Linked DNA regions of Homo sapiens: region 1 is linked to region 2. Evidence: chromatin loops called from intact Hi-C (ENCODE). Cell type or tissue: Caco-2. All regions are shown on one strand. Each heading gives the region's core, and the rest is flanking DNA. Links, peaks and the distances in the headings are about the cores only.

Evidence for each region. A loop is a pair of places that touch in the nucleus more often than their neighbours do. Peaks named below come from ENCODE experiments on the same cell type or tissue, not always from the same donor. Only the 100,000 strongest peaks of a DNase experiment are listed, where the experiment ranks them.
Region 1: a loop joins it to region 2, with 2.1 times the contacts of the local background. A loop is called at or near these places in 11 of 110 quality-filtered maps.

The regions. Positions count from the first base shown.
Region 1 is chr20:21,128,401-21,144,132 of GRCh38, reverse strand. KIZ (kizuna centrosomal protein) reads right to left here. Exons shown (of 13, transcript NM_018474.6): 2 at 11,974-12,036; 3 at 7,581-7,743. It also overlaps the pseudogene RNA5SP477. Among named protein-coding and RNA genes, the nearest start is that of KIZ, 10 kb to the right of the region's middle. RefSeq lists an enhancer at 7,461-7,670. In Caco-2, for the core only: no CTCF peak of the experiment used is centred there; no DNase peak of the experiment used is centred there.
Region 2 is chr20:21,175,949-21,191,680 of GRCh38, reverse strand. All of the region lies in intron 6 of KIZ (kizuna centrosomal protein), which reads right to left. Among named protein-coding and RNA genes, the nearest start is that of KIZ-AS1, 34 kb to the left of the region's middle. RefSeq lists enhancers at 211-1,184, 1,185-2,158, 10,283-10,783 and a silencer at 1,178-1,472. In Caco-2, for the core only: no CTCF peak of the experiment used is centred there; a DNase peak (open chromatin) is centred at 6,700.

The DNA of each region.
Region 1 (15,732 bases), core at 4,766-12,765, 49 kb after region 2:
GAAGGAAAAAGGAAGTGATAACTGCATAAAGTCTTCCTAAAGAACAGAAAGAAGTATCTTTAAAAGCCCAATTTAGACTGCTCTCAATGCAACTGAAAAAGTCACTCAACTGTAGATACTCTTTAGCTAAATTAATAATGCAAACAGAAATCGCACAATGAAGTCAGAGAGATACAATGATAAATTAATGATACAGAATGTAAGTCTATATCCCCTGGGACCATGGATTTCCATCAAAAAATACTTTGTTCTCTTTTTCTTTTTTATTTTTGCATACAACACCTGGTTATTATCCATGTCCGGAACACTGGAGAGCAGGAGTTTTCCACAGCGCTCTCCAGAGCCTACTCATGCCCCAGTAACATCTCCTGGTCTGGAGCCCCTCTAGGGATAAATAATTCCCTTATCTCCCCTGCCCCAACCCAAGAAATCTGTTTTAATAAACCCAAGAGCACTGAGTTAATCCATCAGGTAACTTGTTCTGTCTGTCACTGTATTGCTTCACAGCACTGGCTTGATGCTGCCCACCTAAATTTAGCAGAACCTTTCCATTTACTTCCTCAGTATGCACATGTAATTTATTTCAGCTGAATTAATGAAATCTGTTAACAACGATTAACAGATTGATGGAGGATTGATGGAGGTTCTGGCAGAAGTTTCAGGTCTCTGGGATTTCTCTCCATGCTCACAAACGTTTTCCATTATGATACTTTCTGCATTCTCACTTCCGTCAATTTCCCCTCCATCACTTTACTGTTTGCCTGAAAGTGCCACCACTATCTTTTTTTGCTACAGATTTCCTTTTTCATTGTTTTTCAGGGTTGCACAGCTAATTCTCAAGTTACAGAATAAGTGAATAATTGAACTGAATCGACGTTTAAAATCTGCTGGCCCTGTCTCCTCACATTAGAGTTGAGGAAATGGGTACAGAGAGTTACATAATGGGCTGATTTGATCCTCAAGTCAGTATGAGAGATGCAACTAAGCTTCACAGTCTTTTGTTTTCTCTTCTCCTATTTTTTTCCAATATCTGTGCTTCCTCTTAGATCGTGAACTTTTACCAAAGATATGGGGGAACGTTCATTTGTTCAACTAATGCATATTAACAGGCAAGACACTTTGGTTGATAAAAAGTGGTATTTGCTACACACTTTGCCCTCCAGGGGCATGAAGGTTGTGCCCTGCTCACAATGTCTGTCACAATCCTCAGCAGAAACCAAATCAGAGTTCAAAAGACTTGTTCTCAAATATTAGCCCCTTATAGGCATACATAACCTAATGACTGAATTTTCAAGGAGAAACACATCTATTTTACTTTATTTATTTATTTATTTATTTATTTGAGACAAGGGCTTGCTCTGTCACCCAGGCTGGAGTGCAGTGGCATGATCACAACTCACTGCCCTTCAACCTCCCAGGCTTAATCTATCCTCCTACCTCAGCCTCGCAAATAGCTGGGACTAGAGCACATGCCACCACATCCAGCTAATTTTTTCTATTTTTTTGTAGAGACAGGTTCTCATCATGTTGTCCAGGCCTGGAGAATCACATCTTTAAATAATGACATTATATATTCAGAATACCTCTGCTATTAAACAGAAATGCTAACTGGGAAGGTATAATAAAGAGTATCATCAATACCACATTAGTTCTCACATAGTAGTAGTTCATGGTCCATAACAGAATGAGACAAAAAATATGGAAGAATTAATTTCAGTCAAGGGGGAAGTCTCAATGCTTACTGAGTGCTTATTATGTGCCATATTATGGGTCAGATACTGAGAGCATTGAAATAATAAGACAAGGAGCTCACAGTGAAGTGGGAAAACAGACATGTAAACAATTATAATACCATGAAGGAAGTGCTTACTGAGATAATTATGACACAGACCTAAGGCAGGGCAGGGGGAAAAAGGCCTTCTAATTGAAGGAGGTATGAGATAATGTGGTGCTTTCAAGGAAATGCAAATTGTCCAGCATGCTTAAAGCACCGCGGGTGCATGTAAGAGTGTGTATGTGTGTATGTGTGAGAGAGAGTGTGTGTGTACGTGTGCGGGAGATAAAGATGTAGAGAGACAGTGGGAAGATATGGGGGTGGAAGAGTTAGAGGATCTGGAGAAGACAGATTTGGGGGCAAGAAGAGGCAAGGAGACAGGAATAGGAGACAGGGGAGAGATAAGAGGGAGAAATGGGGATGGCAGGAGAAGGTGGAGGGGGGAAATTAGGGAGAGATGAGGAGAAAAAATGTGCACGTCTGTGTATTTGTGTGAGAGAGACAAACACAGAGAGAGAGAGAGAGAGAGAGAGAGTGTGTGTGTGTGTGTGTGTGTGTGTTGGGAGGAGTAATAAGGGTGAGGCTGCTCTGTGCAGGCAGAGACCAGCACCTGGGCTTTGTCCTCAAAAGCCTGGGCCAGCATTTCAGGCCAAGGAGAGACCTAACCAGATGAAGACTCTTGTGCCTGCCATGGGGATCCTCCCTGAATGCCCTGACATGTAGACCCCATGCCTGGCAATATTGCCATGAGGTAGGCTAAGGCAGATGCTGGCAACGTTCTACACACATCCCTAGGACCTTTCTGGGCACTCCTAACTTCTGGAATCTGGGGCTCCGTGCCTAAGGCTTCTCAGAACCTGGGAAGGCTGCTCTGGAGAGTGTTTGGTTAATTCCCTACCACCTACAACCTTGCTCAGCAGTCCTCAATCAATGCTGCTTAGGAGCTGCTGGACACATATCCCGAATGTGCAAACCACTTACCAGAAGTTCCCTGTAGGATTTGGCGCCAGGCTGACTATGGTAGCTAGCTTAATAATACACCCAGTGCCCTCCCTGCCTCCCTTCCCCCATTTCCTACTGATATTCCTTATTTCCCAAATCAACCACTTACCGTCAAATCCCTGTTCTCCAGGTCTGCTTCAGGGAGAACCCAACCTGAGACAAGGATAATGGGGACCTGAGTGAAACTGCTTTAAGTTAGGACCAACTGGGGCCCCCTCTACAAAAGCAGCTAATACAGGGAGTAGGGGGGCAGAATGAGGGAGAGGAGGGCAGACTCCTCACAGCATTAATACTAATATTTACATTCTTGGGTTTTTTTAATTTACTTTATTATTATTAATTTTTTTTGGAGAGCCAGGGTCTTGCTCTGTCGCCAGGGCTAGACTGCAGTGTCACCATCATAGCTCACTATAACCTCAACCTCCTGGGCTCAAATGATCCCCCCCCATCTCAGATTCCTGAGCAGCTGAGACTACTGGTGCACACTCCTACAGCTGGCTAATTTTAAATTTAATTTTTAAATTTTATTTTTAAATTTTTTGTACAGATGGGGTCTCACTATGTTGCCCAGGCTGGTCTCGAATTCCTGGCCTCAAGTGATCCTCCCACCTCAGCCTCCTAAAGCACTGGGATTACAGGCATGAACCACCATGCCCAGACCTAATATTTATATTTTTGAACTGTGTTTATTCAGCCCCTTTATCCAACTGACAAGTAGCAGCATAGATATAACACTGTATTTTCAAAACTACATAACACGTCAATATCCTTTAAAAGCCCTGAAAATTATTATAGGCCTCCAAATAAAGTATTATGAGTCATAAAATCAGTTGACAGTGTTTTCAGTATTTAGCTCATTTTAGGAGATTTTAGCATTATATAGTGAACTGGGCCCAGCCCACCTCTACAAAGTGGGAGAAAGTCACTTGGTATCAGTTTGGGCAAAACCCCCACTTCTCTCACACTGCTTCACTTGGTTGCACTTTCTGGAATTCTACCAATTTGAAGTTCATTTGTATTAACTGTAGTCTGTTCAAGGTGCAATACCTGTGGCATTTTGGGGTGTGTGGGCAATGCACTGTGAACACCTTTCTCCCAAGACTTATGTGAGGTCAGTCAAGAAAGGAGGTAAACATCTGATACCTGGATGGCAGCATTAAGAGGAGACAAGTGGTTCTGGCATACCTGGGCCACCTCTGGACTCTGGCCCAAAAGGAAGAAGCAGAAAGAAATGGGAAAACACCAGAGACAAACATCCCCTATGTTGAACCTCAGCTCACTGCACAGCCTGCTGAAGAAGATGGGATCACTGGAGGGGTCGCTGACATTGCTGTCTGGGTTCGTAGGCACACAACAAACATTCATTGGCTTTGGACCTAGGGTGATGGCCAAAGTCCAGTTCTCCATGGAACTCACATCCTTCCTGAGTGTAGTGCCATGATTTGGTCTTTTACGCTACTAGAAGAATTTTTTTAAAGGCATTCCTTATCCAAAATTCAAATAAGGAACACCTACATAATTTTTGAACCATGTTTATTAATAAAGCTTTTCATATTCCTATCTAGTTTGTCATGTTAAAATGGTCCCCCATGTTGATAGTCTTAAGCAGCTCATACAAGGTTTTTTTAATAACATATCCTATTTTATATAATGAATGCTCTCAATATAAAAAATTACAAAAGATGATTCTTCCCTTCAAATTCCTTCCTCTCAAATTTGGTTATAATAAGAAATCAACTATTAAATGAAGCCTCAATATGAAGATAAGCAGAAATGTTCTATTATTTCCTTTATTTTATTGGGAAGACAAAATTCCCTCCTTTGCCCATCACTTTCATTTTCTCCATGAAATCTTTGAAAAGTGGTTTACAACATTGATAATGACAACTTTTTTTGAACTTTAAACATTTTTCATGAATACTAAAAGAAAAAATTGGGAAGCTAAAACTTGCTATTGCTTGAACACATTTAACCATATATCTTGGTTTCTAAATACCCCTCTCCATTAAAAAGAACCACAGCTCCTTGGATAGGAGGTTAATTCCATATCTGAGGGAGAAAAAATGTGAGGTAAACCTGGAATATCTTGTTATGCCCCAGATCAAAGAAGGCTCAGAATTAACGGGGTTATGTCAAAAGGACACAGGAGCCAATCTGGAGAGACTCCAATTGGCCAAATATAAGACGATAAAACAACAAAAAGAATAATTACTGTAATTGATAACATACTAGTAAATAGAAATTCACAAGTCCATCATAACATTAAAAAAAAAAAAAAAAGGTCCTACGGCCATACCACCCTGAACACGCTTGCTCTCATCTGATCTTGAAGGCTAAGCAGGGTTGGGCCGGTTTCATACTTGGATGGGAGACTTCCTGGGAATACCAGGTGCTGTTGTAGGCTTTAAAAAAAAAAAAAAAAAAAAAAAAGAGGTTGAAAGAAAGAAAAGGGGGAAAACATTCTTCGTTATAGAGGAAAGTCAGCTAACAGAAGATACAATAAAACAGAAAATCACCACTTTTCATAACCTCCACTAGAAATAACTGGTTCAGGCAAGGCTCAGATCTATAGGTTCTAAAACCATTAGGTAAAAGGATACTAAGGAACACAATATTCCCATGATGCCAACCCATCACTCTATAGATGAGTTACTAATATGCAAAAGGGGAAAAAAATGTACCTTACAATAGAGACATCTAGAGATCATCATCTTAACCAAGGGGTCAAAGTCAGCCTCACCCAGGGGCCACCTGACATCATGGGCCTCCTGATGGGATGCAGTTGGAAGTATAACCTCAGGTGTAACTATTTAAATTAAAATTAATTAAAATTGACAAAATTAAAAATACAGTCTTCAGTGTCACAAGCCACATTTTAAGTGCTCAACAGCCATATATGAGCAGTAGCTGTATTAGATAGCATCAGCATAGATACAGAACATTGTCATCACTGCAGAAAATTCTACTGGACAGTGCTTGTTTAGACCACATTTCCAGTTCACAGGAAATACAGGGGATGCTGTGCAAGTTAAATGATGCCTTAGATTCAGAATGCGGATCACTCTACAAGCAGATGGACTGCCTTTTTCAAAATAGCCAATGACATGGGGAAAAAAAAGGAGGAATGGTAGGAGACTAAATTAGATTAAAAGAGACAAAAAAGGCACAATAATCAATAACATAGAAAACAATACATGAGCCCTAGTTGGCTCCTAGTCTGGAAAAATAAGTTACTTTTTGGGAGAAGTGGGGAAATCTGAATACGAGCTGAAAATTAAATATTATGTCTGGGTGCAGTGGCTCAAACCCATAATTCCAGCACTCTGGGAGGCCAAGTTAGGATAATTTCTTGAGACTGGGAGTTCGAGACCAGCCTGGGCAACATAGTGAGACCTCATCTCTACAAAAAAATAAAAAATTAGCCAGGCATGGTGGTGCATGCCTATAGTCCCAGCTTGAGGCTGAGGAGGGAGGCTCGCTTGAGCCCAGAAGGTTGAGGCTACCATAAGCCATGATCACGCCATTGCACTTCAGCCTGGATGACATGGTAAGGCCCTGTCTCAAAAAGCAAATTGTGGAATCATTTTTAATCTTCTTAGACGTGATAATGGTATGATTATGTAGGAGACTGTCCCTGCATTTAGGAGATCCACGCTCAAGTGCTTAGGAAAGAAGTGTCATGATGCCTGCAGCAGACTTTCAATGGCTCAGAGAAAAAAAAAAATACACATACAAAGCAAATATAACAAGATATTTACAACTACTGCATCTAAGTGGAGAATTATGAGTGTTCATCATAATAATTATGCTAACTCTTCTGTGTATTTGAAAATTTTACAATAAAAGGCTGAAGAAAAACTGCAGGGCAAAAAAAAAAAAAAAGGTAGGGGGGCTCAGTAGCAGGCTAGCAGGCAGAATACTGAATCCAACTCCTCCTGTGACCAGTGTTAAGATGGGTTACATTGGACAACACCTGACCAGTGCAAATGGTGAGGATAAAGGCCTAGCTCCTGGCCCTCCACACTTGGCATAATTTGTGGAGCAGCAGGAAGCCAAGCAGCAGCAGGCAGCCAAGCACCTGCACTTCAAGGGGAAAAAGGTGCCAGAACCAGAGAGAGCTGCAAGGGCAGTCACTCTGGGTCACACAGACCAGGAGCATAAAGGCAAACTCCTCGGGGACAGTTCTACCCTTACTACTCTCCCAATGCACTGTTTGCCAGAGAAGAGGGGCCCAGACCACAGAAAAAGAACCCTTTCAAGACAGAATCAGTTTCTAGAGAGAACCCCAATGCTGCTCAAATTCAGTCATTCAGCCAACAAATACCATGTGTTACACCGTGCCAGGTACTGGCTAGTGATCTTGCCTGTGTTAGAGATATCCCATTGATTCCTTAACTAAAGAAGAATCTTGGAAAATGCAGTTTCAAGTTCCCTGATAAAATTCAGCCACATGGTAATTCACAGAAAAAGCTGATACTTAATCCTAATTATGAACAACAAAACATTAGTGACTACCACTGATCTGAAACTTAGTACTCATTATTTCTCATTTTAGCAAAAAAAAGATTAAAAACAAAACATAAACCTGGGGTGTGCATCTGTAATCCCAGCTACTCGGGAGGTACACAGCTACATGGGGTGTGCACCTGTAATCCCAGCTACTCAGGAGGCTAAGACAGGAGGACTGCTTGAGCCCAGGTGTTCAAGTCTAGCCTGGGTAACACAGTGAGGTCTCATCTTGAAGAAAAAAAAAAAAACACACAACAACAAATAAAATAAAACACAGTAAAAAACAGGAAGTCACCTTCAGTTTTTGAAGCTTCTCTGTATTTGTGGTGAAGTGTACAACATGAGCTTGGACACGCTCAAATCGCTTTAAATATTCTTGGTTTCGAGTATGAGCCTTCTTTTCAGATTCACATATTTCCTTCAGATAATTCTTTAGTTTTACATATTTCAGCTTAACTCTAGAAAATTAAAAGCAGTTTTAAAACAATGGACTAGACTTGGACGAATCTAAGAAAGGGAATTTTCTTCATCAAAATTGTTAATGAGACAATGTATTCTAAGGTATTTTACCCAAACCACCGAAACCCAAACAACAAAATGTATATACACATTTTTGGAGAGAGAAAGTTAATGCAGCACCACTGAGGTATCATATCGGTTTCCTCTAAGCATAACTCCCCTGAGAAATATATATAAGACCACATTCTAACATTCACACAGTAAAGATTTCTATGGATTTATTTCTCAAAATTAAATGTGATTTCAAGAGTAGTGTCTATGTGGACATGTTCGACGAATGGCTCACTAACATTCTTACATATGACAATTTCAAAAATAACTGCTCATATGGAATTAAATCAAACTACAAATCACAACCCATAAAATTAAGAAATTAAAAAGAAATTTAAAAATGTAAAATACCAAAAGCTCTCATTTAGATAATATAAACATACTTGTTAGAAATTGCTACAATATAATTCACTATTAAAATATTTTATAATATATGGACTATAATTACTCCAACTGTGAAAAAAACTTTCAGACTCTTATCCAAAGTATAATAGCAAAAACATATTCTGCATTCCAATTTTTCTGTACATAAAAAAACATACTGGATAGTTCAAGTTGTGTAGTCGACTTTTCTCATGGCACCAACGCTGTTAATCCTAACTCTTCTTCCCTGTTATACAGCATTTCAATTGTTGGCTCAATAAATTATTCAACATTCTTTCATCAAACAAAAATAAAATTTAAAATGACAAAAATATTCACCCTCAAAACAAAGATTTGCAAAGATGCTGGAGATGTCCAAAGTTGTTTAACAACAGATCTTAAACTTCCAATCCTAGGCCAACAATTTTCAAGAAAGTCTTTATCGTGTTAATAATTCTGCGCTTTGACCATGGTTGGCTGTCTTCATTTTTCTTTCTGAATAAAAACTGAAGGCTGGTCTTATTGCTGCCCATGTCTCTGCATTTTTGACGCAAGTAACTGTAACAGAGGTAGAACCTAACATACTGTCGTTCACACTCAGGCACTCAGTAAAGCTGCTGCTGGTGGTGTCTACCCGGAGTGGGTACAATTGTACTATGCCTTCTCCATCCAAATTCTAGTTCCATTCCAGCTACCACATTAACCTTCAAAGCTGACCACATGAGTGAGTAACTCATCTACCCATGCAATTATCCATATATTCAGCACTCTAAAGATCAAAGTCTTTCAGCTAAGGTCAACAAAGAAAACAATGAAATAAGTAAATACGTGATGAATGCTATGAGGGAAACTAAAAAGGACTTCTACACACCGGGCAACCTGACCTAGCTGAAAAGGCCAGGGAGGCCTTCCCAGTGGAAATAACTTTCAGCTAAGACCTGAAAGATGGGTCGGGCATGGGGGTTCATGGCTGTAATCCCAGCATTTTGGGAGGCCGAGGTGGGTGGATCACCTGAGGTCCGGAGTTCCAGACCAGCCTGGCCAGAATGGTGAAACACCGCCTCTACTAAAAATACAAAAATTAGCCGGGTGTGGTGGTATGTGTCCGTAATCCCAGCTACTCAGGAGGCTGAGGCAGGAGAATTGCTTGAACCCGGGAGGCAGAGGCTGCAGTGAGCCGAGATCACACCACTGCACTCCAGCCTAGGCAACAGAGCAAGACCCTGTCTTGGGGAAAAAAAAAAAAAAAAAAAACCTGAAAGATGAATGAGAGTTAATCAAAATTGATGAAGCCAAAAATGAAAAGATGAGGGGAAAACATTCCAGGTGGGGGAACAGCATGTCAGAAAGCTCGACGGCAAAAAATAGGAAAAAGAATGTTGATAAAATTGTAATAAATAATAATTGGCTCTAGGTCAGACACTGCTTTAAGGGTTTGTATGAATCTTAGTGAGTTCTCACAGCTGTCATTGTTCCCATTTGACAGAAGAAGAAATGGAGGCACCGAATGTTGGAGTAATTGCCCCAAGGTCACCGGCTCAGAGCTGGTGAGGCTCAGATGGAAGTGAAGCACCTAACCACAGAGCCTAGAAGTTTATACCACATTACAAAACATCCCGTCATGCTTAAGAGCCTGACGTTTCAGTCAGTGTCGAATCTTAGGGAGAGGCTGGAGAGAGATGGTGATAATGTAAATTAAAAAGGGTGCAGATAATGGCGTGTCTGGTGGGCTGCTGGATGAGACACCCTTTGTGCCCACCTCACGCCTCCTGGCCCGACCTTTTTTCTACCATCCACAGTCGCCACAGTCGCCACAGCCGCCACAGCCTGCTGCATGTGGTATAACCTGAGAGCGTCTGCCTCTGCCTCTGCCTCAGCTGCACTTGGCATTTCAGGGCTGCCGTTCTGAGTTTGCAGCATGGAAAAGCCTAGATGTGTAAAGGAGTTAACTCCACCTGGGGCTGCCCTTACCAGTGGGGGTCAGAAACCGGTAGGAATACAGCCCCATCTCCTTTCGCAGGATTAGACACTGTGCGGAGCAGAAGGGTAGTCTACACTGCTCCTCTGAAGGCTCCTCTGAAGGTCTGGAGGGACTGAGCCCCAGGTGCTCACTGCAGTGAACAGCTCTTATTTCGGTCAGCCCAGCCCTGCTCTCCAATTTTAGGTGACCACCTTGTCAAATAAATTACCACTTATACACAGACCCTCGTCTCAGACTCTGCCTTCTGGCAGGTACTAGGTGGAGGCAGCCTTGTTTGGATTTTCTTCTACAGGCAATCTAAGCAAGCCTATTTTTAGCAAATCATATCCTCTGTCTTCCAGGAAACAGTAAGAGGCTGGGAGAGAAGCAGCAGCTCAGTGAACTGACGGCTTGGTAAAAGTGCCCATCCTTTTCTCACACTTGCCCCTCCCACCACCAGAAGGCCAGGAGCCTTCCCAAGAACAGACTGCATGAAACGTCTACACACAATCTTCTGCCCTTTAGCCATGGGCTAGAAAAATGGCAGCTGCCAAGGATCCCCTCAGACTTGGGCCCACTCTTGAGGCCACAGCATCCACAATGCTGGCTATTTCTTCCACACACAAAACAACTGATTTCTTGTCTCTTTCAGAGTTACTAGAGTCATACGGCTGTCTACCTCAACTGGAAGCTTTGGAAGTACACTAAATCTTAAAACCAAAGAATAATTTTGAAGACAAGGGAAAGAACTGACCTAATAGGTAATTTGACTTTAAAGGATTCTTGGCCTCTCTCTCTTCTGGATGAGATCTTTTCATTTCTCACTCATAGTGTGACATGGATAAATTACAAACTTAATGCTATCAAAGCCAGAAGTTCTTCATATGAATAATATAAGAGGTAATGCCATACTTTTGGCTTAAGGATAAAGTTCAGTTTTTATAAAATAGAAATTAAAATATTTAAGATCTGCTCTTAATAGTGGAGGAAGAAACCTAAAAAGGATAATGCGTACAATATATTATTCACTGCTTATAATTTTAATAGTCATTCTCATATATCCATGAACAAATGAGATACCAGGTAATCCTGCCTACAGTAGTACCTTGAAAGATCAACTACAGTAATTATGTCTTAATCATCACACAAGCTCAATGTGTTTAAATTGCAACCAAAAAGATAAGGCTATGTCTTATTTTAAGATTTTTAAGCAAAACAGATTCTTGAAATAAAACAAATATGAAATAATGAAAATAACATATTTTGATCTCATACCGATTTTAACCAAATTTGATAGTAATTATATTAAACTGCACTGTTTATTTCAAATTATTACACACTAAAAATAAGAGAATGGTAAGAGTACTCCAACTAGGCTGGGCACAGTGGCTCACTGCTGTAATCCCAGCATTTTGGGAGACAGAAGCGTGGGGATCACTTGAGGTCAGGAGTTCGAGACCAGCCTGGCCAGCATGGTGAAACCCAGTCTCTACTAAAAATAGAAAAATTAGCCAGCATGGTGGCACATACCTGTAATCTCAGGTATCCCAGCTACTTGTGAGGCTAAGGCAGGAGAATTGCTTGAACCTGGGAGGCAGAGGTTACAATGAGCCAAGATCACACCACTGCACTCCAGCCTGAGCGAAAGAGCAAGACTCCATCTCAAAAAAACTAAACAAAACAAAACCAAAAACCCAGTACTCTAACTACAATATTTATGACATAACATTAGGGTTACATTTTTGATTAATATATGGAACCTGGCTTGAAAACTGTTCCCACTGTCGTCTCTTACCTGCATGTATCAGACTGATTATATTCATAAAGTTTCTTTTCCAGGTCCAATCTCTTCTTTTCACTATAATAAAAAACATTTTATAAGTAATTACATGATAAGTAACAGGGAGTTGGATTTAGACCATGCTCTTCTTTGAAATAATGGCTTTGTTGCAAGGTGTTGATTAGAGGTCAAAAAAAGCCCAAATACCAAATCACACCTTTGTGAAAATGCTTCTCTGGTCTAAGAAGCAGAAAATGCCAGACGCATCTAAAACAAAAGGCACAAAAGTATGCAGCAGTCGCCAGGGAAATCTAAAAAACAAAACGAACACCAATAGGAGACAAAAGAATAAAATCCACAAAGTAAATGGGGAAATGCAATAGGAAAAGTCTGAGAAGCAGGTGCCTTCATTTAGCAAGTATTTCCTGAGTGCCTATGATGACCCAGGCACTGTTCTAGGCCTGGAGACTAATATGGCGAACTAGCCAGCCAAGACTCCTGCCCTCAAAGAGTTGACATTCTAGGGAGAAGGACAGACAATAATAAACAAGATAAGTATATAAAATGTAACGTGGCCAGACTTCTCTGAGTCGCTGGCATTTCGGTGATGGGGTCCCATCAGATCTTGTGTACAGATTGAAGACTGGTGGCTTGCTCTGTTTTCAACCAGACAAGCCTGGGCACAGCCAAGTGGATGAGATAGAGAAAGACCTCTGAAAAGTAAACCTGGCCTCACTTACATCTGATGAAGACCAGGCCTTCTAAGACCATCATTTCAAATTTGGAGGGATTTCTTTTTATAACTCTGTAATGGTGTCATTATTTGTCACAGGTTGCTGTTTTCCTGGAGCTACTACCAGTAAAGACTGAACCTGTGCTGTTCAGGTGAGTGCTAGCAGTAAGCTAAGGAGAAAACCTGTCTTACCCCACAACCAGCCTGGGCAAGGACGAGGGGGAACTGGGCAGCAGAGGAAGCAGAGGCAGCCAAAACCAGGGGGCTGGGGGATAAAACTGATGAAGCCATTCAGTCCCAAGAAGAGTGCCTGGGAGGATTAGCCACAGAGGGTTCCATCTGAGCACCACTATTTGTTTCAATCCCACCTAATTGAAGCTAAATTGCTCATCTAAGTTAACATTAAGTAAAGGCCAAAAAAGAAACCACATAATATTCTATCCAAGCAAAGAATCCTAAACAAAAGGCTGTGAAATAAAGATAAGGACTCCAACAGAGGTGATCTCAGGTTGGCTTCCTGAGGGAAAGGGGCTGGCCCCATGCTCCATTTGTGAGCTCTTAATTATCAGTTTCTATATATCTTCAGAATAGTTCTTTTCCTTTAAAAAAAAGATCATCCCAAAAGTCACTGTTAGCTACATTACAGGTTACATAACTTTCTTTCCTTTGCATAATGTTAAATGGAAACTACTATTTAACCAAAATTCATTTAATGGGAATATGGGGTCCAAAATCCAGACACAGAATCTTCACTTGGGGAACACAACCCATGGGTTGCAGTATGCCTATGTTAAAAAGAAAAAAAAAAGATTAAAAGGAAAAAAATTACAAAAACACACATTTTTAACTAATAGCATCACAAATCTTTACCTTCTCACTAGTAAGAGTGAACTTAGAATAGAAGTGAAGGAAACATAGCATAATTGCTTCCACATTAGAAATTTTTATTAGTTACCATTCCCCCCCTAGAGTTTCATGATCAATTGGGTACTTGGTTCATGCAGAATGAATGACTGGATAGTGTGAGCAACTTGTCATTAAATTACAAAGAAAGGAAGACCTCTGAATACATCTATGACCCCATGCCCTGAGGTAGTGCTTCATTTCTGTTGTATTCCTAAGAAAGCACGACTGCAGTCTGGTAATGAGACACCATCAGATAGACTCAGCTTGAGGGTCACCCTCTAGAATGAAAGCTGTACTCTATGAACTTGTCAGGAACATGAAAGACAGGGAAAGACTGAGGAATCGTTCCAGATGTAGGGAGACTGAAGAGACATGCCAGCCAAATGCAACCGCGGTTTGCAGGTGAGCCACTGGACCAGGGGGAAAAAAAAGGGAGCATCGTTAAGATAGCTGGTGAAATCTGATGCAGTCTGCGGACTGGTTTCACCACTAGGAGGGCTGTATGGTGTGATCATGTACAAGAACATCCTTGGCTTTTGGAAACACACATTGAAGATTTTAGGAGTGATGAGGCATCATATATGCACTTCTCAAACAGATCAGAAAAGGCTAATGGTTTTAGATAGACAGATTTAAATAGATACCCAACTGATATCTCAGTGTCAAAAATCTAATAAAATGTTAATAGTTGAGGGATCTGGGTGACAGGAACACTGGAGGTCTTTGTCCTATATTCGCAACTTTTTTGTAAGCTAGAATTTACTTTAAAAAATATATATATATATACACACATTTTTTTTTTTTGAGATGGAGTCTCACTCTGTTGCCCAAGCTGGAGTACAATGGCACAATCTCAGCTCACTGCAACCTCTCCCTCCTGGGTTTAAGGGATTCTGTTTCAGTTTCCCAAGTAGCTAGGATTACAGGCATGCGCCACCACACCCAATTAATTTTTGTATTTTTAGTAGAGACGGGGTTTTGCCATGTTGGCCAGGCTGGTCTCAAACTCCTCACCTCAGGTGATCCACCCGCCTCTGCCTCTCAAAGTGCCGGGATTATAGGTGTGAGCCACCACGCCCAGCCACTTTAAAATAATTTCTAAAATTCACCTATGACTTCTAGTGAAAAAGGACCACAGTCACTTTGGAAATCCACCACCTCCCAAGCAGCAAGTTCTTCTTAGTAATGAATGTAAAATTTATTTGTAAAACATCTTCAGCAGATGCAGACATCTGCTGCTCACACTTCTCTATCATAACACTTCATACCCTGATAATCAAACTCCTCTTGGCTTTCTCTCCCAGGCAAAACGGTGGTAATCTTGTTAACTCTTCTTCACAGGCCTATTTTCTAGCCCCTCATCCACACTGCAGCACCTCAGAATGCTGAGCCCTCCATGTCTTTTTAAAATTTAATACTAAAAACCAGATATTTGCCTCAATGAAAAGCCTTTCCATGGCTTGCAATTCTTACATATTAAATCTCTATTCAGAATCTTTGAAATACCCATCCCTGGGATGCTTACCCATAGTTCATGTTTTCAGTCACCCCTCACTTGGACCTTTCAGTTTTACACAGCTAAGTGGTCCTTATCTTGCTGAGTTTTCTACTTTTAAGCCACTTGTTATTCTGTTTTTGTCTCGATACCACAATTCTATACCATCTTCAGCTTACTCTACTAATATCTCAGTGTCAGTTTCTAGACTATTATGATATCTTACTCTGAATCAATATAGGCACTGAAAAAACCGCGGCTGGCTAATGGGCCCTTTTAAAAGGATGTTTTTGTATAACCGTAAGAGCCAATTCCACTTATAAGTTTCTACCATGCTTGTGGGTGCTATACACACTGTAACAAGTCACTCCATTAGACTCTTTTAGATTCAATTATTGACTTTCACCACAATGCAGAAAAAACACTGTACACACATAGGAAAACATTCAGACGATAAAATTACATCTACGTGTAACTACAGCTAACATGACTTGGGCTGGAAATATGCTGGTTATTTGACCAGCTAACATTGCAATGACCACCTCTAAAAGGGCTGAGAAAGAGGGAGTTTTTTTTTGTCTCCCACTTCCCAGAAGTTTCTGGATTGATAAAGCAGCTGTGACTACCCAGGGTTGCTCCC
Region 2 (15,732 bases), core at 3,398-11,397:
GCAAAATGAACAGGCTTCCTTATTTCAGTTATTTTAATTTTTAAACCATGACGATTTCTTTAGCCTCTGTGAGGATCAATGAGCATCCAGTCACTGCCTCAAAATTTTCCAAAGTTAAAAAACAAAAAATAATTTAGTTGTGGTTGCTTTCTTGGAATACCAAAGCCTTTGCTGTGGCTCACCTCCCCAGGAATGGCTGGCCTGGCTTTCGCCATAGACTCAAAACAACCTTTCCTGGGGAGTTCCCCAAAAGCCCTTCCACCCAGTGCATTCAATTTCTTTAATGTTTCTTAAAAGGGCAATATTTATTTATAAGCAGTTGTGTCTGCTTTCCTTCTGCCTGGCATGTCTATTACATGGAAAACTTGCAGGCTGCAAAGTCTGTTTAAATTATATTTACCATCCTGACTACTCTCAGCAACCAAGACAATTCTTTTTACTCCACGTGCAATAATCACTAAATTCAGTGGCTAACACTATGCATGAGATGGATACCTAGTAACTATTTGTTGAATAAATGAACAAATGCTTTATGAGGGAAAAATGGTGGAAGTGGTGATAAGGTGGTCATTAAAATGTCCCAAGCTTTGTTTTCATTCCAACCAAGCATTCCAAACTCCCTCAATTTTCATCCATTTAATGTAGTTTAATACCCTCTCTTCCTGCCATGCTCCTGACCTGCTAGTTTCCCTCCCTGTCCACCTCCCTCCTCCTCCATCTTACAATTAGAATTCACTCAGGCCTAGGCTGAGCATCTGAAACTGATGTGTAGTTCCAGCTTTACATTATGAAAAGACAATTTCATCTATTGTCTATTGACAGGGCAATTCTAAACATAAAAAGGCTTTGATCTTTAAAAACATATGGTCTGGATAGAAAAAGATTACTTTTAAAACTATCACGTTCTGTTTTTTGTTTTGCATATAATTCCCAAGGAAATTTGCTACTTACAAATAACAACATTTAAAATCCTCCTAAGACCCATGAAAATTTTTACTTGAAACAGATGTAGAAGAATGCATCCAAGTACCAAATACTCAAGGACCACAACTGCTATAAAATATAACTAATGAACCAAAGCAGACTATTGTCTGTCAGTTGGAACCTGAGAGGCTAATTCAATATTTGTGGCATACCGGTTATCCCGAGGCAATTTAGCACCTTCATCAATAAGAGAAATCTCTAGTGACTCTCCCATCCACAGGTACACAAATTCAACTGGGAACCAGAGAGGTCTGTAGAAGCTCTACCCCCATAGTGATGCAAATTAAGATTTAAACAGTGTAACAATTGGCTAGCGCTAATCCTTTTACAGAGGTGTAAATGGCTATTGAGAACTGAATTCCGGGCTGCTAGCTTTTGTTAAGCAGCATTACAGGCAAATTTCACCCAGGAGCAATGCCCAGCCGTCAACTGTGAGGACTACTGATAAAATAGTTTAATAAAGCCAGCGCAATTTGCTTGTTTTGATATCACATTTCTTGGCCATAAATCTAAGCATGTAACTAGAAACTACATCAAGAATTAGTGTCCTGGGAAAATAAACTGGAAGCGACTATCTCAAGCCTGACACCCGATGGCTGGAACAGCTGTATGTGAGGCCACAGTGAAGTTTGTATACAGGGTTTTGTTTGCCACACAAAACAGTTGTAGAAAGGACAAACACATACATAGTTAAACAGTATTTTTCTTTTAAAGGGCTGTCTTACAAAACCTGTGTTTTTGTGGCTACCTCAATCTCCATTGTGCAGCCCCCTGGGTGGTCCCTTCCAGGGGGCCACTTGAAGGGAGCACAATGCCAAAAAGGAGGGAAGGAGGGGACAGCAACACAAAGGCCAGCACAGCGAGGCGACCACGGCAGGCTGTGGACCAGGGGTCAGCAAACAACGCTCCTTCTCTTTACCCAGGAAACAAGGGCTCCTTCTCTTTACCTGGAAACAGTGTGATGAAGCTGACAGCTTGAATTATGGGCTACATTTGGTAGGGCACCATCCGTCTGTACTAAGGTCCTCTTCATTGTAGCACAGGCTGCACAAGCAAAACCCTTGCCTTTTCCCCACTTTGGCCTCTGAATAGACCTCATCATTCTGTTCCATTTTAATTTTCAGAACGAACCCTCTCCCATATGACTTTTTAAAAAAGTTTCTTAATGAAGAGCTGGAAGGCTTGGGAGAATTTTTAATAGGTATTTCCATCCACCCTTAAAGAGAGAACCCATCACGCATTTGTTCCTCCACCCTTAAACCGCCTGAACCAATCACCCATTTTTAATAGCCAAGGATCATTTGTAATGGTGGCAGACATCCTTTATGAAATGAATAGCATTCTCTCTTTGGTAATTCTATGGATCCCAAACTTAACCCCTTTAACCGAATAGGGGTTCTGTTTTTTTCAGGTTGAAAAAATCCTCCTGACTGGACAGGTAAAGATTGGGAAAATTTACTCTTGCTTCCCTGGGTTTCTTCCAAATCAGCAGCCATAGAAGGGTGAAGTCATTAGGGTGCTGGCTGAGTTCTCCAACTGAGATGCATAAACAGCATGCAGGATGGTGGCTCATACCTCTAATCCCAGCACTTTGGGAAGCCAATGTGGGAGGACTGCTTGAACCTAGGAGTTTGAGACCAGCCTGGGCAACATAGCAAGACTCCGTCTCTTAAAATAAAATACAAAACAGGCTGGGCGGGGTGGCTCACACCTGTAATCCCAGCACTTTGGGAGGCCGAGGCAGGTGGATCATGAGGTCAGGAGATCGAGACCATCCTGGCTGACACGGTGAAACCCCGTCTCTACCAAAAAAACACACACACACAAAAATTAGCTGGGCGTGGTGGCAGGCGCCTGTAGTCTCAGCTACTTGGGAGGCTGAGGCAGGAGAATGGCGTGAACCCAGGAGGCAGAGCTTGCAGTGAGCCCAGATCGTGCCACTGCACTCCAGCCTGGGTGACAGGGCAAGACTCCGTCTCAAAAATAAATAAATAAATAAATAAATAAATAAATAAATAAAATAAAATGCAAAACAGATCTCCAGGGCTTATTATGGAGCCAGCTACCTAAAGTGACCGCTTTAAATATCTACTAAAAAAAAAAAATGTGGAGGGTGTAGGGTCAGAAGGGGTGATCCCTTTCCTCCTCATCATAAGGGTCACAGTCAACACCCTTATAACAAACAGGTTAACAGAAGAAAACAAAACAAATTTTATTTGATCATTGTTTTCTGTGACATGGCAGCCTTCAGATTGAAGACCTAAGGATATTGGGAAAACTTTCCATTTTTATGCTGAAGTTCAGTGAAGAACAGACAACCATGTAGAACTGTGCTTGGCCAAGAAGGTAAGTATGATTGAATGCTAACAGACTGAGTGGGGAAACTCTGCCAGGCCTGTCTGTTCATTCTTCTTGGCGTCTCTGTGCAGTGTTCCTTCCTCCCTGGTATGGGGCAGGACCCTTTCTGAAATGGGGAGTCTTACGACTCACAATCAAACAGGGTAGGTTAGAGAATTTCTTTACGGCCAACTCTGCCACAGAAATACAGGAGGGAAATTCGAGTAATATTTTTAGGTTTTATGGCTGGCTTTGGGGAAAATGGGTTCAGGTTTTTATGATTCACTTTGAGGAAAAGGAATTCTAGTTTCTAAAGCTTACCTCTGAGAAAATGAGGCTGAGGTACAGGAGAGTGGGAGAAGATCAGAGAGAAACTTACTTCTGGGGCCTTCCCTTTGGGGTGTCATTTTCTGAGGCCCAACGAGGGTAAATGTCTTATTATCATACAACTTTATGCCTTCCCCAAATTTAATACAATTAGGCTCTGTATTTTCAAAAAGTTTTAAAATACTACAAACATATCATAAAGAATTTACTAGACATTATAATCAGTTCTATCATTAAACTCTAGAGGTTAAATGATGATGATGAAAAGGTATCTGGTGTTGTCAAGGTAGAATTATCTTTGTGAGGATTAACGGCTGACGCAGGACCATAAAACAAAACATCAGACTCTGCTGTGTTGTTCCATGTCTGTCTGTCTGTTTCTATCCATATATACACGTGTGTTTAAGAGAGGAGACGAGGAGGCTCAGACTGGGCTGGTGAGGGTTACACTAGGTGAGCGGATTCAGGGAGAAGGGAAACAAGAAGGCATGATGGCACGGTGGATAGGCTTACTGAATTTCGGCTCAGGCAATGCTGAGACCCTGAAATAAGCTGCCATGTCACTTCTCTAGGATAAGTGAGTCTCCACAGAGGCCAATTTAGTCTGATGAATGGGAATGGGTCTAGTACAGAGTTATCCTCCACTGAGGGGGCACTCAGATGAGTAGGGCAGGTCCCATCCTGGGTTCTGACTTTGCTCGGGGTCTACTTCCATGATAACAGTGAAATGCCTGGCTTATGAATATCATGCCTCCTGCTCCCTGAGCATGGTAGACACCAAATATAGGATGGCTGAAAGGATTGGGCTGGTTTGCTGTTGAACCCTTAGAGGATCAATATAGGTTGAGTATCCTTTATCTGAAATGGTTGGGAATTTGGATTTTGAATTTTTTCAGATTTTGAATTGTGTTTTTTTTTAATTTTTATTTTTTGATTTTGGAATATAAGTATCCCAAATCTGAAATGCTCCAATAAACATTCATCATGTTGGCACTCAAAAAGTTTCAGATTTTGGAGCATTTCGGACTTTGGATTTGGGGATTTGGGATGCTCAACCTGCCCTGTATTAAACTGAAGATGCTGAATCAATTTATTATTCAAGTGCTTGTTTGTCTAAGAAGCTGCTAAGAGGAAGCCAAAGACAAAAAGAAGAAATAAGAAAAATGAAAGTGGACAAGAACAAGTATTATGAATGGATAAATGGATTAAGTGTGGAAGAAGGGAAGGCGGGATGTAAGCAAGAAAACAACAAAAGCTAACTGGCTCTCCTAGGACAGCCTGTTAGATTTGAGTTTGTTTTCTTTACTGTAGTGATTCTCAGATATATTTTAGTAGAATTATTCTACATTTGAGTAAAGTGGTCTTTTCTAAGTTCTTAGGAAAATTACTCTTTATAATTTTGAGAACCTTCCCAAAATTGGTTTACTAAAGCTTTGGCATCTGCTATCTAGTTTGCCTACTAGAAGATAATAAAATGAATGAGAGTACCGAATGAAAAATAATGGAAAGTATGGAAGTAGCTGGGAACCAGATGCAATGACCTCTTTTGTCAGTGTCAGAGTTTAGGGGATGTCAGACAAGTCCCAATTCCGGGTAAGTGGACTTTTCGAAACGGAAGAAACGGATTCCAAGTGTACTCATGATTACAGATGCCAGTCATGCTCCTAAAACAACCATGCCCAGTCCAGTCCATCACATGGACATCATATGTCCATGTGATGTGTGACACAGCTGATCAGTAAGGATAATCAGTCTCATGACCAGAAATTCTTTTAGGGATTTGGCTATCCTGGAAAGCAGTGCTTTTCAACGTTTAAGGTGGCAGAACACCTGAAATTCACAAAAATTTTTGCCATGAAGTATTGATATATTCCATTTATCACATAAATTAGAACATTTTTTACTAGTAAACAATAAATATATGTACACAATATAAAAATCAAACCATTAACACATACGTCCATGATTTAAGAATCTGTCGAGATCAGCAACTTCCATACTTTCCATTATTTTTCATTTGGTACTCTCATTCATTTTATTATCTTCTAGTAGGCAAACTATATAGCAGGTGCCCAAGTTTTAGTAAACCAATTTTGAGACGGTTCTCAAAATTCAAAGATTAATTTTCCTATGAACTTAGAATGTAGAATAATTCCAGCAGGGCATGGTGGCACACGTCTGTAGTCCCAGTTACTCGGGAGGCTGAGGCAGGAGAACTGCTTGAACCTGGGAGGTTGAGGCTGTGGTGAGCCAGGATGGCGTCACTGCACTCCAGCCTGGGCAACAGAGCAAGACTCTGTTTAAAAAAAAAAAAAAAAGTAGGGTTGGGCGTGGTGGCTCACGCTTGTAATCCCAGCACTTTGGGAGGCTAAGGTGGGTGGATCACTTGAGGCCAGGAGTTCGAGACCCTGTTGGGCAACAATGGTAAAACCCTGTCTCTACTAAAAGTACAAAAATTAGCCGGGTGTGGTGGTGGCTGCCTGTAATCCCAGCTACTCGGGAGGCTGAGGCAGGAGAATCGCTTGAACCCAGGAGGCAGAGGTTACAGTGAGCCGCGATCATGCCACTGCATTCCAGCCTGGGTGACAGAGTGAGAATCCGTCTCAAAAAAAAAAAAAAAAAAAAGGTAGAATAATTTTACTAAAATATATCTGAGAATCACTACAGTAAAGAAAACAAATTTGAAACTAGTACTGTTTTCAGATTTAAAAACACATTTCCAGTCCATCAAAATAACAAGCAAATCAAAATGAATTTACACTGACAAAGGAAAACCGTCAGAAAAAAAGTGAGAAAAATAGTTGAAAGCCATAAAAGATAGGGGACTCAGAACTATTCCTCACATCTCTCTTGTAGGTTAAGGTAATATTCTAAAGCTTCCAACCCAAATTCAAAATAGATTCAGTATAAAAGTACAGAAAGCACGTGCACGTGCATACACACACGTACACACAGACACACACACACACAATTATTTTTTTCCTTTCCTTGAGACAGGGTCTTGCTCTGTTGCCTGGGCTGGAATGCAGTGATGCAATCATAGCTCACTGTATTTCCCAACTCCTGGGCTCAAGCAAGCCTCCCACCTCAGTTTCCTGAGTAGCTAGGATTACAGGTGTGTACCATCATGCCTGACTAACTTATTTTTATTTTTATAGAGCCAAGGTCTTGCTATGTTGCTCAGGCTGGTCTCAATCTCCTGGCCTCAAGTAATCCTCCCACCTCGGCCTCCCAAAGTGCTGGGATAAAAGGCATGCCACGACACGAGGCCCCAGGAAACATTAAAGTCTTATTTCCTGCTTAACTTTCAAGTTTTAGGGTGTCTCATTCACCTGGCCTACCTGCAGACACTTTTCCCTCACTGAAGGGAAGCTTTCCCACTCAGTTATCAAGCTTGAAGGTTCTTTGTCAAATCCCACCTTAAAACAAACTTGGTTTTTCCAAAAGTCTGTCACTAGAAGCTCAACTGCTATTCTTCAAAGGTGAGAACTATAAGTTAAAGATAATTAAAGGGAAAGTATGCCACATAGAACTAAAGAAGGAAGAATGAAATGGGCAACAACAGGCAGTAATGAAGTCAGGGGACCGGGCGTGGTGGCTCACGCCTGTAATCCCAGCCCTTTGGGAGGCCGAGCAGGTGGATCGCCTGAGGTCAGGAGTTCGAGACCAGCCTGGCTAACACAGTGAAACCCCGTCTCTACTAAAAATACAAAAAATTAGCTGGGTGTGGTGGTGGGCACCTGTAATCCCAGCTCTACTTGGGAGGCTGAGGCAGGAGAATCACTTGTACCCAGGAGGCAGAGGTTGCAGTGATCTGAGATCGCACCATTGCACTCTAGCCTGGGCAACAACAGCGAGACTCTGACTCAAAAAAAAAAAAAAAAAAGATGTCAGGGATGCAGAGAAGGAAAGTGTTGGGTCTGCCACCTGGCAACCATTAACAGAACCCAGTTTTATTCTGACGAACCACTACTCCCCTATCCTAACCCATACAGCTTGAGTGAAGCATGAGATCCAGGTAAAAGCCAATGGACTCTGCCCTTGCTTCAGTGATTGTGTAGGGGATGGGCATATGATGTGGTCAGAGCCAATGACAGCCTCTGATTCAGCATGCCAGGGAAAAATTCTCCAGCTGCAGGGCCTAAGAACTGAGTTGATCCAGACGGAGTAGATCAGAGGGAAACAGAGAAGTCAGAGCCCACTGGTACCATCTGAGGCTTGGGCAAAGCCAGCCTGAAGACTGTCTACCACTGGGCTGCATTGACATATGCAGTGAATGAGTCCTACTGCATAAAAAGAGAAAATACACTTTAAAAAGGGTTAAAAGGGACAAAAAAAAATCCTGTAATTTACTGTTTCTGTATCAGTTTTATTTTTATTGTAAGCATGCTAATTCTTTGATTATAAAATGTAAAATATTTTGCATGGCCTGAAAAATATTTAGCACATATGTAAAAAGAAATGGTCATTAAAAGCATTCCCATTATGGGAAGATTTCCAAGGCCATCCGTGAAAGCCGTGAAGCTAGCCACACAGCCAAAGGCGCCCTTGCCTCTAAACAGCAAGCACCACAGAGCTGCGGTCCATGGTTTTTAAGCTTTGGAATTCAAGAGATTCTTTTTTTAACTGCTCTACTGAGATATGACTCACATGTCATAAAATTCACTAACTTAAAATGTACACGTCAATGGTTTTTATTAGTATACTCAGAGTTGTGCAACCATCACACAATCGAATTTTAGAACATTTCTGAAAGATGGTCTTAATTTTTTTTCTGATTATGAAAGCAATACCTATTCATCACAAACAACTTGCCTGTTGCATTCCCATTTTAACCCACCAGTCACAGGACAAACACCTTGCTGGGGTAGAGTTGTCTCCAGATTCAGTCCCTTTGGCTGTTCTCTGCATCTACTAACCTTTCTTTGGACCAAATTTAGCAATCGTGCAGTTGCCTACTCAGTGTCCATCTCCCTTCTTCCTTTTCATGGGACCCCAATTTTGTTTAGTAATCAACCTCTCCCTTGTATAACTCATGGGGCAATAACCCCTTGCCTCATTCCAGAGTAGACTGTGATTAATCTAAGCCAGGAGTGACCAAATCCAGCCACAGCCTGCTGTTGTATAGCTCTTGAGCACATATTTAAAGAGATAAAGAGCAGAGAGAGGGAGGGGAGAGGAGAAAAGAAGTCTAAAATATTTACTATTTGGTCTTTTTTTTTTTTTTTTTTTGGTGGGGGGACAGTCTCATTCCGTTGCCCAGGCTGGAGTGCAGTGGCACAATCTCGGCTCACTGCAACCTCTGCCTCCCGGGTTCAAGTGATTCTCATGCCTCAGCCTCCCGAGTAGCTGAGATTACAGATGCACACCAACACGCCCAGCTAATTATTGGTATTTTTAGTAGAGATAGGGTTTCGCCATGTTGCCTAGGTTGGTCTTGAACTCCTGAACTCAGGCAATCCGCCCACCTTGGCTTCCCAAAGTGCTAGGATTACAGGGCTGAGCCACTGCGCCTGGCCTTACTATTTGGTCTTCCATAGAAAAGGCTTCCTTAGTCTAGAACAATTATAATAACCCTTGCCAGTAATTAGCTTAGGAATGGGTCTGTGAACAAATTTTAGTCAACAAGATGCAAGGGGAAGTCTATTGAATACTTTCCTTGCTTCTAACAGAGACTCAAGAAGAGAGTCTCTTTCTGTCTTTGGAAGCTATATAAGGCTGTGGTGTCTAGATGGGGTCCTTGGTATTTATCCACCTTCTGACTCCTCACTGTGTCCTCAGACGGTGGGGGCGAGACAGAGCTCTCTTGTGTCTCTTCTTATAAGTGCATTTAATTCTATCATGACAGCCCTACCTTCCTGACCTCATCTAACCCAAAGTACCTCCCAAAGGTCCCTTCTCCAAATATCACACTGAGGGTTACAGCTTTAACATATGAATTTTAGAGGGACACAAACATTTAGTCCATAATAGCACTGCTGCTGCCACTTTGCTCCTGGCTGTAGGAAGAGGTCAACACTGAGGATGTCAGAGCAGGGAAATGGAAAGGATCTGGGTCTTTGACAACAAAAGTGATGGGCAGTACCAACCAACTCCATGGCCTGCTCTACCTCTGGACTTCCAGAAATGAGACAGAACAAATGCACTTCTTGTTTAAGCATCTGTGTTTCAGACAGTGTTCCTGTTATTGGCAACCAACAGCATCCTGATATATCAAGATAATAGCTGAATGTTCAACAATGCCAGAAAACTAAGTTTTAAAAAAGAACTCAGAAGCCAGGTGCAGTGGCTCACATCTGTAATCCCAGCACTTTGGGAGGCCGAGGAGGGTGGCTCACTTGAGGTCAGAAGTTCAAGACCAGCCTGGGCAACATGGTAAAACCACATCCCTACTAAAAATACAAAAATTAGCCAGGCATGGTGGCGCATGCCTGTGATCCCAGCTACAAGGGAAGCTGAGGCATGAGAAACGCTTGAACCTGGGAGGTGGAGGTTGCAGTGAGCCAAGATCACGCCACTGCACTCTGGTATGGGTGACAGAGTGAGACCCTGTCTAAAAAAAAAAAAAAACTTGGATAGATGGCTTTTCAGTAATTCAAATTTGTGTTTCATTGAAAAGAATTTAAGGAGATATTTTAAAATGACAAATGTGCATCCTGCCCCTAACATGTCTCCTCTTTGTCCTTTTAAAAAATCTGAGTTAACAATAGAACCCTTGCCATTGGTGTGGCTGGGCCAGCATGAGGCAAGACCAGGTGGCTGCTCTTGTGTGCGGACTGGAGAGGTGAGGAAAAGACACTTTGCAGACCCTGACTGCATCCCCTGGGCCTACAGTGGTGCTGTTTGCTGGCATGTGAGCCACTCCTTCAGTTGGAGAAACAATAGTTCCCAGATACGGGCCATGCTTGCTTATCTCCAGGCCTCTGTTCATACTGCAGCCCTCAAAATCTGGAATGATGAATCTCCTTCAACTAGCCAAACCAGTCATCATGGTTATTCCGGTTACCTACTGCTGTATAATAAAATACTACCCAAATTTAGTGGTATAAAACAACAACCAACAACTTTTTATAATCCTCATGGCTTCTGTGGTTCAGTAATCTGGACATGGGTAGGGCTTGTCTGTGCTCCATGATGTCTGGGGCCTCAGCTTGAACATCTGAGGGTGACTTGGAATAAAGGGACTGGAATTATTTGGTGATTCCTAAACTCACATCTGGAGCTTGGGCTAGAACTACTGGGCTCAGCTGGGACTACTGACTGGAGTACCTATACCTGGCCTGTCACTGAGGCTTGAATGCTATTGGGCTCATTTTCTTGGAAACCTGCCTATGTCCTGCTTTCTCCTGCCTTATTTGGGTCTTGAACAACCAGGGCTTGACTCTCAGAGTCTCCTCTCTAACTTCTGAAACCATGGGTAAGCCTGCTCCACCAGAATAAACTACTCTTAGATCTCAAATTCGTATTGAAAGAAGTTGAGTTTTGCTACACCCGTAGTAGGATTTGGCTTGACTGCTGGTTCCCTTCCCAACAGAGGCTGAAGTCGGCTCTATGCTCTCAGTAGCCTTCCTGACTTTTCCTCCCCTTGCACCCGTCCCTCGCCCCACCCCCTACCACTTATTTGGCTCCAAGAGAGTGGGGGTAGGGCACCTTAACACTTACTTGGGAGACTGCCCCAAAATGTCATAATTTACTTAAATATAAAATGGTGAAAAAAATTCTAGGAAAAGAGTTGTCATCGTCATCATCTTTTTAAAAAACTGCCTGAATTTCCTTATTAAAAAAAAAAAAAAAGGAGCAAAGAGCAAACCAAAAACTCACAGATTTTTGAGTTTGAAAATGAGGAGAAATACATAGCAATATAATACTGGTGGGAGACTTCAGTATTCCATTTTCAATAATAAATAGAACAACCAGACAAAATCAACAAAGAAACAACAAACTTGAATAACAGTACTGGTCAAATGGACCTAACAAACATATACAGAACACTCCACCCAAACGCAATAGCATTCTTCTCAAGTGCTGGCAAAACATTCTCTAGAACAGATCACGTGTTAGCTTACAAAACAAGTCTTACAAATTTAAAAAGACTGAATCATACCAAGTATTTTCTCTGATGAAATGGAATGAAATCAGAAATCAATAGCAGAAGCAAAATTGTAAAATTCACAAACATGTGGAAATTAAACAACACACTAACAACTAATGGATCACAAAATAAATCAACAGGGACATTAGAAAACATCTGAGACAAATGAAAACAAAAATACAACATACCGAAACTTAGAAGATGCAGCAAGACCAGTATAAGAGAGAAGTTTATAGCAGTAAAAACTTACATTTAAAAAGAAGAAAAGCTTAAATCAACAACCTAACTTCACACCTTAAGTAGAAAAACAGAACAAACCAAGCACAAAGTTAGTAGATAGAAGGAAATAATAATGATCAGAGATAAATGAAAAAGAGAATACAAAAAATAGGAAAAAAAATCAATAAAACTAAGACTTTTTTGAAAAAATAAACAAAATTGACAAACCGTTAGCTAGACTACTTAAGAAAAAAGAGAGAAAACCCAAATACATAAAATCAGAAATGAAAGAGGAAACACTGCAATTGATATCACAGAGATTAAAAAAGATCACAAGAAACTATATAAACTATTACAAACCAACAAACTGGATAACCTGGAAGAAATAAATAAATTCCTAAAAACATACACATACCAAGACTAATTAATAAAGAAATAGTCTGAACAGACCTAAAACTAGTAAGGAGACTGAATCAGTAATCAAAAACCTCCCATCAAAAAAAAAAAAAAAACAAAAAAACCCCAGGACCAGATAGCTTCACTGGTGAATTCTACCAGACATTTAAAGAATTAATGCCAATACTTCTCAAACTCTTCCAAAAAAACTGAAAAAAAGGGAATACTTCCAAACTTATTTTATTAGGCCCGCATTACCCTGATGCCAAACCCAGGCAAAGATACCACAAAAAAGAAAACTACAGACCAATATGCCTAATGAATATAGACACAAATATTGTCAACAAAATACTAACAAACCAAATTCAGCAGTACATTAAAAGAATCATAAATCATAACTAAGTGAGATGTTTATCCCTGGGATGCAAGAATGAATCAACATATAAAAATCAATGTGATACACCACAGTAACAGAATGAAAGATAAAAATCACATGACCATCTTAATAGACACAGAATAACTGTTTGACAAAATTCAACACCCCTTCCCAATAAAAACCTCTCAATAAACTAGACATAGGATGAAATTACCTCAGCTTAATAAAGGTCACATATATAAAGTTCACAGCTAATATCATACTCAATGGTGAAAGCTGAAAGCTTTTCCTTTGAGATCACGAACAAGACAAGGATGCCCACTCTTGCCACTTCTGTTTAATACAGTACTGAAAGCCCTAGCCAGAATAATTAGGCAAGGAAAAGAAATAAAAGCTATTCAAATCCAAGTAAAATTGTCCCTGTTGCAGATGACATGATATATAGAAAACTCTAAAGATCACATACACACACAGATGCATACTGTTAGAATTAATAAATGAATTCAGTAAAGTTGTAGGATACAAAATCAACATACAAAAATCAGTTGTGTTTCTATACACTAACAACAAACTGTCTGAATATGAAATTAGAAAAATATTTCCATTTACAATAGCACCAATAAGAATAAAATACTTAGAAATAAACTTAATTAAGGAGGTACAAGACTTCCATGCTAAAAACTACAAAACATTGATGACAGAAATTAAAGAAGATACAAGCAAATGGAAAGAATTCCATGTTCATGGATTATAAGATTTAATATTGTTAAAGTGTCCATACTACCAAAGCAATCTCCAGATTCTATGAAATTGCTATCAAAATTTCAATGGCATTTTTTTTCAGAAATAAAAAAACAAGACTAAAATTCATGTGGAATCACAAAAGACCCTGAACAGCCAAGACAATCTTGAGAAAGAAGAAAAAGCTGGAGGCATCACACGTCCTGATTTCAAAATATATTACAAAGCTACCATAATCAAAACAGTATGGTATTGGCATAAAGACAGACATATAGACCAATGGAACATTCAGAATAGAGAGCCCATAAATCAATCCATGCATATGCAGTCAACTGATCTTTGACAAGGGTATCAAGAATATATGATGAGGAAAGGACAGTCTTTTAACATACGGTATTGGGAGAAACTGGAAATCCATATGCAAAAGAATGAAACTGGACTCTCATACCACACAGAAAAATCAACTCAAAATGAATTAAGGATTTAAATATAAGACCTGAAGTTTTAAAACTCCTAGAAGAAAACATAGGGGAAAAGCTTCATAACATTGGCCTTGGCAAAGATTTCATGGATACGACACCAAAAGCACAGGCAACAAAAGCAAAAATAGACAAGTGGGACTACATCAAACTAAAAAGTTTCTGCATAGCAAAGGAAACAACTAACAGAGCAAAAAGGCAATCTACTGAATGAGAGAAAATATTTGCAAAACACATATAAGGGGTTAATTTCCCAAACATGTAAGGAACTCCAACAGTTCAACAGCAAAAAAACTAATAACCTGATTAAAATACGGGCTAAAGACCTGAATAAACATTTCTTCAACGTCTCCATAAAACATATAAATGGCCAAGAGGTATATGAAAAGATGCTCATCACTAATCATCAGGGAAATGCAAATCAAAACCATAGAAAAATTTCAGTTCATACGACTATTCACAAAAAGAACAAAAGATAACAAGCACTGGCAAAGATGTAGAGAAACTGGAACTCTAGTACACTGTTGGTGGGAGTGTAAAATAGAAAACAGTACAGAGATTCCTCAAAAAATTAAAACTAGAATTACCATTTGATCCAATAATCTCACTTTTGGGTATTTATCCAAAATAATTGAAATAAGGATCTCAAAGAAGTATTAGCACTCCAGTGTTCATCACAGCACTATTCGCAATAGCGAAGATCTAGAAACCACCAAAATGTTCATCAATGGATGAATGGACAAAGAAAATACACGTACAATGAAATATTATTCTGCCTTAAAAAGGAAGGAAATTTTGACACACATCTTGACATGGATGAATTCTGAAGACAACATGCTAAGTGAAATAAGCTAGACATAATTTCTCTACCAAGTCCAATCTACTGATAAGCCCACCAAAGGCATTCTTTATTTCTGTTACAGAGTTTAATTCTAGCATTACTTTTTTATTCTTTATTATAATTTCCATCTTTCTGTTTACATTACCTATCCTTTCTTGCACGTTGTCCTCTTTTTCCTTTAGAGCTCTAGAGCCCTAGAGCCCTAGCATATTAATCAGTTATTTTAAATTCCTAGTCTGAAAAATCCAACATCTGCCATATCTGAGTCTGGCTCTGATGCTTGCTCTGTCTATTCAAACTGTATTTTTTTTTTTTTTTTGCCTTTTTTGTGCCTTGTAATGTTTTTTGTTGAAAGCCAGGCATGATGTACTAGGTAAATAGTCCTTTAGGGTGAACAGGTACACAGGCCTTCAAGCTGAGGTTTTATGTTCATCTGGTTAGAAGTTAGGCTGTGTTTATTGTCTGTTGCAGCTGCAAATGTAGGTATCAGAGGCTAAACTTTCCTTGGGTGTCCTTGTTTTTGTCTCCTTCCCTTGTCTTCAGCTTTCCGGATTGATTGATTGATTGATTGACTGATTTGAGACAGAGTCTCACTCTCTCACTGAGGATAGGGTGCAGTGGTGCGATCTTGGCTCACTGCAACCTCTGCCTCCCAGGTTCAGGCAATTCTTGTGCCTCAGCCTCTCAAGTAGCTGGAATTACAGGCACCCGCCACCACACCCAGCTAATTTTTGTATTTTTAGTAGAGACAGGGTTTTGCACTGTTGGCCAGGCTGGTCTTGAACTCCTGACCTCAGGTGATCCACTTGTCTTGGCCTCCCAAAGTGCTGAGATTATAGGCGTGAGCCACCGTGCCCAGCCTCCATTTTTTTTCAGACAGGGTCTCACTCCGTTGCTCAGGCTGGAGTGCAGTGGCACCATCTCAGCTCACAGCAACCTC